2 separate regions of the Homo sapiens genome follow, and region 1 is linked to region 2. Evidence: chromatin contacts called from ENCODE Hi-C or POLR2A ChIA-PET data. All regions are on one chromosome and are shown on one strand. The core of a region is the stretch at or near the end of the contact, and the rest is flanking DNA. Distances in the headings are between cores, read along the strand shown.

Region 1 (3,881 bases), core at 243-2,742, 280 kb before region 2:
CTTATACCTTCTGAACCTGCCTGGGCTGTTTCTAATACACCATTTCCATTTGATGATAGGTGGCTGCTGTATACATCCAATTTTATGGCTACGTAGGTCAGATGACATCCAGTTCATGATGGGAGCTCAAGCTTCATGGTCAGGCATTCTGCCTCTATCAAGGCCTAGTAGCAAGGCAGAACCTGCTTCTCAGAAGGAGAGTAGTTATCTTCAGAAGAGGTTCTAGATTTACTTTAGAATTCTAGAGGTCTGTACTCTCTCCTGTCAGTGCTTGCCAGAGGCTCCATACAGCATCCCTGTTGGACAAAGTCCCACTGGATCTGTTGGATCACAAGACCCAAGTGGTAGGGCAGCTTTACTGCAGCCTGAACCTTCTGCAGAGTCTTCTCTTATTCTGCTCCTCAATCCACCAGCCTGTCAATTGGGTTGAAATAGCACAAACACAGTATATGTTGCCTTCAAAGTCCAAAATGGCTTACTGTTCCAGGCTGTGTCCCCCAAAATTCATATGTTGAAATCCTAACCCCCAGTGTGATGGTATTCAGAGATGGGGCCTTTGGGAGGTATTAGATCACAAAGGTGGAGCCCTCACGAATGAGATTATTGTCCTTATAAAAGAGACCCCGGAAAGCTACTCCACACCTACTGCAATGTGAGGACACAGCAAGAAGCCTGTTGTCTATGAACCAGGAAGCAGGTCCTTACAAGACACAGAACCTGCCAGGGCCTCAACCTTGGACTTTTTAGCCAACAAAACTGTGAGAAATAAATGCCTTTATTTATAAGTCACCCAGTCTATGGCATTCTGCTATAGCCGCCTGGACAGACTAAGACAGCTGCCAAGTGCCGTGCCTCTTTTGTAGTGATGCAAGATGCAGCAACTCATCTTTCACCCTGGGAGGGCTATTTCAACATGCTCCAGACCCCTGAACCCCCAGAAATACCACTGCTAGTATCCATTCTGCATCAGTCTGGATCCAATCAGGAGAAAGAAGCCACGGAGTAATATGAACTGAGAAAGTTTAATATAAATATTAGATGGCCGGGCGCGGTGGCTCACGCCTATAATCCCAGCACTTTGGGAGGCAGAGGCGGGCGGATCACGAGGTCAGGAGATCGAGACCATCCCGGCTAACACGGTGAAACCCCGTTTCCACTAAACAATCCAAAAAAATTAGCCAGGTATGGTGGCGGGCGCCTGTAGTCCCAGCTACTCGGGAGGCTGAGGCAGGAGAACGGTGTGAACCTGGGAGGCGGAGCTTGCAGTGAACCAAGATCGCGCCACTGGAGCTAAATAACCCGAGTCTCACAGTGCATCTGATTGCTACGCGAACACGTGCGCACCACCAGGCCTTGCCTTGGGGACTGGAACAGGTGCAGGTGGGATTCCCATCAAAGGCTCTTCTCTCAGTCCTGAAAAACAATATACCGGGGGCCGGGGGCCGGGGGCCGGGGCGGGGCACGGCAGCCCTACCCTGGGGGAGGCGCGGCCGGGCCAAGAAAACCAGCGAAGGCCCGGCCCCCCAGCAGAGGCCGGACCATGGTTGACCAGTTGCGGGAGCGCACCACCATGGCCGACCCGCTGCGGGAGCGCACCGAGCTGTTGCTGGCCGACTACCTGGGGTACTGCGCCCGGGAACCCGGCACCCCCGAGCCGGCGCCATCCACGCCCGAGGCCGCCGTGCTGCGCTCCGCGGCCGCCAGGTTACGGCAGATTCACCGGTCCTTTTTCTCCGCCTACCTCGGCTACCCCGGGAACCGCTTCGAGCTGGTGGCGCTGATGGCGGATTCCGTGCTCTCCGACAGCCCCGGCCCCACCTGGGGCAGAGTGGTGACGCTCGTGACCTTCGCAGGGACGCTGCTGGAGAGAGGGCCGCTGGTGACCGCCCGGTGGAAGAAGTGGGGCTTCCAGCCGCGGCTAAAGGAGCAGGAGGGCGACGTCGCCCGGGACTGCCAGCGCCTGGTGGCCTTGCTGAGCTCGCGGCTCATGGGGCAGCACCGCGCCTGGCTGCAGGCTCAGGGCGGCTGGGTGAGCACGCGGCGGACACCGGGACACGGGGCGGGACGGGCAGCCGGGAAGCGCCCACGAGGCTGGCACGGTGAGGAACCCACCGCGCCAGGCCCCTGGAACGAGGTTTCGTGAAAGCAGAAAGGCTCGTTTCAGCGGGCCTGGAACGTTCGCTGTGAAGTCTGGGGTTTCTCCTCCCCTGGCAGAAAGGCCGGCAGAAATCGGCCTTCTTAGACGGCCGTGAACCGTTCCGAAGCAGCTGCGCAGGCTTAGGTCTGCTCACTTGGACCTTGCCCTGGCCTTAGCCGTCGGGGACTTTTAGGGGGGCACCCACGTTAGGTCTGAACGTTTTGCTCCTATAGAAATCCCCAACCAATGAAGTCAGCAATGGCGGGGCCCCAGCCAGGTGGGGTGTTTTTCTCCTTCGCCTATTAAATGCGCCTTTGGAGAGACTCAGACCCATTGATCACAACCCCCTACGCCTCTCAGCCTGGCCAGAGAGGTTGTGGAGTGTGGTGGTCGCCCAGTGGTGGCGCTGACCCAAGGTTCCTTAATTTCTAGTCCTCTGCACCCAGTCCTCGGTGAGAACGTTCTAGGCCCCTGGCTTTCAGCTGCAAGCCTTCATCTCTGTGGTCAAGGTTAGAGGGACAGGCCCTTGCCCTGCAGCTGATGATCAAGGAAAGCCACCTGGTGATGAGCCCACTGCATGCCTCTGGGGGCTCTGAGCTAGACCCCATTTCTTTCCCCACCACCTTATTGGCGTTGATTCAATGACTGAAGTGGCCCATGTTATCGGATACCTATAGCCAAACTATTAAAACCAGCAAGTTTTTTGATCCGAAATGTAGCCTCCTGGGGGCAGTTTCCATTTAGACCTTTTTCTTTTTTTCTTTGAGGCGGAGTCTCGCTCTGTGGCCAGGCTGGAGTGCGGTGGTGGATCCCAGCTCACTGCAACCTCTGCCTCCCGGGTTCAAGGATTCTCCTGTCTCAGCCTCCGGAGTAGCTGGGACTACAGGCGCGCCCCACCAAGCCTGGCTAACTGTGTGTGTGTGTGTGTGTGTGTGTGTGTGTGTGTGTGTGTGTGTTTTCAGTAGAGATGGGCTTTCACCATGTTGGCCAAGATCTCGATCTCTTGATCTCGTGATCTGTCTACCTCAGCCTCCCAAAGTTCTGGGATTACAGACGTGAGCCACCTCACCTGGCCCCCATTTAGACTTTCTATAGTGACAAGTTGGGTTCTATCTGAGAAGGGAAAGGGAGTGGGAGGTGTGTTAGCAGGAACTCCTGCCTTGTTCATAATGTTAGTGTTGGTCTTCAACCCTCTGGGCCGGTGAACTCCCTTCAGCTGCGTGCCTAAGAGCCTCACCTGAGCCCTGTCTCAATACGGCATCTGGCCCCTCCGGGCTCTCTGTACCTGAAGAAGAGATTAGAATTGGAAAGGGGCCGTTGAAGCCTTTTTTTGTTGTTTTTGGCTAATCACTGTTGATGAAAGAATAATCTCTTAACACCAAGGAGCTGAAATTCTTGGCTGGGTGCAGTGGCTCGCACCTGTAATCCCAGCACTTTGGGAGGCCAAGGCAGGTGGATCACCTGAGGCCAGGAGTTCAAGACTAGCCTGACCAACATGGTGAAACCCCCTCTCTACTAAAAATACAAAATTAGCCAAGCACGGTGGCAGGTGCATGTAATCCCAGCTACTAGGGAGGCTGAGCCAGGAGAATCGCTTGAACCCAGGAGGTGGAGATTGCAGTGAGTTGAGATCTTGCCATTGCACTCCAGCCTGGGCACCAAGAGCGAAACTCTGTCTCAAAAAAAAAAGCTGAAATTCTCAAATTGGGTAAACATAGTTCACCCTTGTCTCTGCCCATTGCAG
Region 2 (3,601 bases), core at 881-3,380:
CAATTAAGGAAGGAAGAGGAGGAGAGAAAAAAAAAGCAAAGAGAAAAAAGAAAAACTAGCAAAGAGAAAGGAAAAGGAAAGAAGGAGAAAAACTTATGATGACAATTGTTCTTGTTAGAGTTCATAGGACTACAGTATTTTAAAAAACTGAGAGTTGAAAAAGCCATCAATTATGTATCTAATATCAGTTATCAGTACCAGTATTTAAATTGCTATTAAAAACACCTGAAAATACCTCTAAAATTACCTCCCCACACTTGACATTCAAAGTATGGTCTCTGACAGCATCACCCATCAGACATACAGACTTTGGACTCTACTTCAAACCTAGAATATCCTGAATGAATTATGCATGCTAAAGTGTTTGAAAAGACTGCCCTCCACCATTCAGGGCCTTTCTGTTGTACCAAACCTGTTTTGTTTCAATGGGCCAGTAATTAAGACACGAAAAATCTTTGAATGGGATTTGACCTGTACCTATTTAATTTCAGATGAAGTTATTAATTACAATGTAGGTTGGCATATTGGATATACCACAAAATTTAGGAATTAATCATAAAAAATATGATTAAATAAAATTGAGCAGTAGGTCTACAGCATTCTCAAGAACTCATGTTTGCTCTTTCTCATGTCTATCATAGGACTTGGAATGCATATCGCCAGTGTTTCCTGAATGAGCAAAATAAATGAACTTTTAAAAACGAGAGATATTTAGGGGCAGAATAATCTTGGGGGTCATCTGGTCCAACAACCTAATTTTAAAGATCAGCAAACTACAATTTCTGAGAGTTGCAAAAGCAAAGAAAGCTCAAAGAATTAAAATATATTGGGACATTTTAATTCGTTTTGTTCCTTTCGTAGGAATGTGTAAGAAAGGGGACTGTAACTATTATGATTGCTGACTCTTAAAGGTGAAAAGGTGCCTAGGAAGAAGAAACTAGCAAGAGTAAATGAGACTTGGCAAAGCTATTTTTCCAAGCCTAATATATTTTTGACGGGCCAATTAATCAATTTAATCTGCCAAAAAAATTAATCTGAAGGTTTCTCAGAAAAGGAGAGGAGACATGAGCTGCATGAAAATGTTACAAACCAAGGGAGGCTGCACATAACTAACTTAAATCTCCACAGGCTTATTTCCTGTTGAAGTATGGCCTCCTGGGGTAAGTTTTACTGCAGTGTTCATTGCCAGATGACTTTTGGTTTTAACAGAGGCCAAGGGCAAGTTGGAAATGCGATTCTTAACTAAACATTAAAAAGAAAAAAAGAAACTGTGGCTGTTTCCCATTTCTGTTTGTAATCAGAATGCAGGCTTGCGGAGGAAACACACCATCCCCCGCAAGCAAAAATATAACGACACAGTCACGTCCTCAAAACAAACTAACACACAAACTTCCCAGCCGGATCCAGCTGTGCTGCCTGGGAGCTAGGAACTTAATTCTAAGAGCAGACAGATCAAACCGGTGAATGCAAGGGCAGCCACATTTCAATCACAAAAAGGGTGTGCCCTAAGTTTTGGCTCCCCCACTCCGCCGCCCCACTTTCAACAAGCCGAAGCCTTTGAAGGAGGCTCGGTGCCATCTCGGTGTGATCGCGTCCCGGCGACGCTGGGTAGGGTGCAGGGAGCCAGCTCGGCCGCGGCTCAGCGGGAGGGGAGGGGGCCGGTCCCGAACCCGGGCGCCCGGGCCGCGGGTGATTCACTGGGAACGCCAGGTTCGCGCGCCTAGACCGGCGGGCGACGCCCAGCGCGCCCCACGTCCCCCGCCCGGGCCGTTCGCGCAGAAGCAGCCCCCGCGCACCCCTGCTCCCCGAGACGGACCCGTCGGGAAGGAGCCTGGAGTCGGGCGGCCGGCGGGCAGCAACCTCTCCCTCCTCAGCCACCATGGCCGGTGCGACTCCCTACCCGCGCCCGCAGACGGACTTCCTGGAAAGCACCGGGCTGGGCTTACCTGACTGGCGCCCGCAGGGGCCGCCGACCTCTTCACAGACCCACGGAAACTGCCGGCCGCAAGCCGAGGCTCGGTTCCCAGCACCCGCCGGTCCGCCCGCGTCGGCCTCCCAAAGAGTTGCCAGACCCACCCGCCAGCAGCTCCCTCACTCGACCGCCCTGTAGGTGCGGTGGGTTCCTCCTTCGCCTCCGACGCGCGTGCGCACTCCCGTGCCGCGGGGCATCCTGGGAGTTGTAGTTCTAGCAAGAAGGGCGAGGCTCAACGCTGACCCTGGTCTTTACAATGGGCAGAACGTAGGAAGGGGACTGCGAATACCAACCCTTATCCCAGTCTAAGATAATGTTCTCTACCCGTGGAAGTACCTACTATGGACTTCCCCGAAGCTGGAAATAGTATCTAGAGGCTCTTTGGTATAGATTTCCTTTTTACTTTGACCTTTTGTAAAGAAGCGCACATGGCAGGGCTTGCATTGTAGCCTTGGTTGTTAATGCGAGGACATGACATTGGGGCCTTTAAACTGGTCATGACAGAGTTATAGAAAAGTAAAGGAATAAAATCTAAAGCCCAAGAGAGGCATAAATCATGCGAATGTCACCTCCAGGGTGTGGTGACCTTAGTGGTTTTCTTAGGTATGCGTTTCGGGGATGATGTAGCTATTGCAGGGCAGTTTCTGCCCATCCTATCTTCCCTTTCCATCTTCAAGCTCTACACCAGGCGGTGGGGCTGGCTGCTGTAGTGGGAGAAAAAACAGAATAGGCTGCTCAAGGGGGGGATTGGGGCAGATGGGTAGTCTAGAGGGAAGAGGAAGAGTGTGGGAATCTCTCAGAGGACTGTTTGACAGTGGCCTATGTAATGGCTACCTTTTGTGCGAGGCTCTGAGGAGAGGGAACTGCGACATTTTTCCATTTATTCATTTAGTCACTTACTGGGAATTTTCCTGGCCTGCTCTTCAGGAGTAGACCATCCCCAGGAATAATGCTAAACTTTGACACACCTTTCAAAAATGCAGCCAAAGAAGTGGACTGACGTGCCTGCTTGAGGTACATTCCAGCTACACCCAGTGTGCGAGCCACTTCATGGTTTAAACCTCTCCTGGCATCTACTTCTTCCCCTCAGAGGAGGGAGGACCCTAGGTTAGATAAACATCCTGGAATTTCATGCAACTGGCACCCACTAATTTCAGCAATGGAGATCACTGATGGTTTAGGTTTTTAAGGGAAAAAAACCCTTCTTTTTTTTTTTCCAAGACAGAGTCTTGTTCTGCCGCCCAGGCTAAAGTGCAGTGGTGTGATCTCGGCTCACTGCAACCTCTGCCTCCCAGGTTTAAGTGATTCTCTTGTCTCAGCCTCCCAAGTAGCTGGGATTACAGGCACGTGCCACCACACCCAGCTAATTTTTGTAGTCCTAGTAGAGATGGGTTTTCACCATGTTGGCCATTCTGGTCTTGAACTCTTGACCTCATGATCTGCCCACCTTGGCCTCCCAAAGTGCTGGGATTACAGGCGTGAGCCACCGTGCTTGGCCAGGAAAAAACCCTTCTCAATTGCAAATACTTAGAGGACAGTCAACACTCAATCTTGTGGCCATTGCATTTTATTTTCTATACCATCTTTGGGTCAATCTCTTGGAGATAACAGCTTTCTGAGAGCAATTTC

Evidence for each region. Hi-C counts contacts between places; a loop is a spot of excess contacts on that map. ChIA-PET counts read pairs that join two places held with the same protein, here RNA polymerase II (POLR2A). Pooled maps may share reads with other maps.
Region 1: a pooled map shows a loop between it and region 2 (2.7-fold over the local background). The contact joins the promoter of BCL2L10 here to the promoter of TMOD3 in region 2. A Hi-C loop is called at or near these places in 1 of 50 pooled maps. POLR2A ChIA-PET finds 5 or more read pairs at or near these places in 3 of 52 experiments (GM12878, H1 and WTC11).

What each region holds. Positions count from the first base shown.
Region 1 is chr15:52,110,386-52,114,266 of GRCh38, reverse strand. It overlaps BCL2L10 (BCL2 like 10), which reads left to right and starts at 1,492. Exons shown (of 2, transcript NM_020396.4): 1 at 1,492-2,029. The coding sequence starts at 1,541. RefSeq lists a silencer at 1,486-1,645 and an enhancer at 3,814-3,881.
Region 2 is chr15:51,828,182-51,831,782 of GRCh38, reverse strand. It overlaps TMOD3 (tropomodulin 3), which reads right to left and starts at 2,130. Exons shown (of 10, transcript NM_014547.5): 1 at 1,947-2,130. RefSeq lists silencers at 1,571-1,850, 2,071-2,225.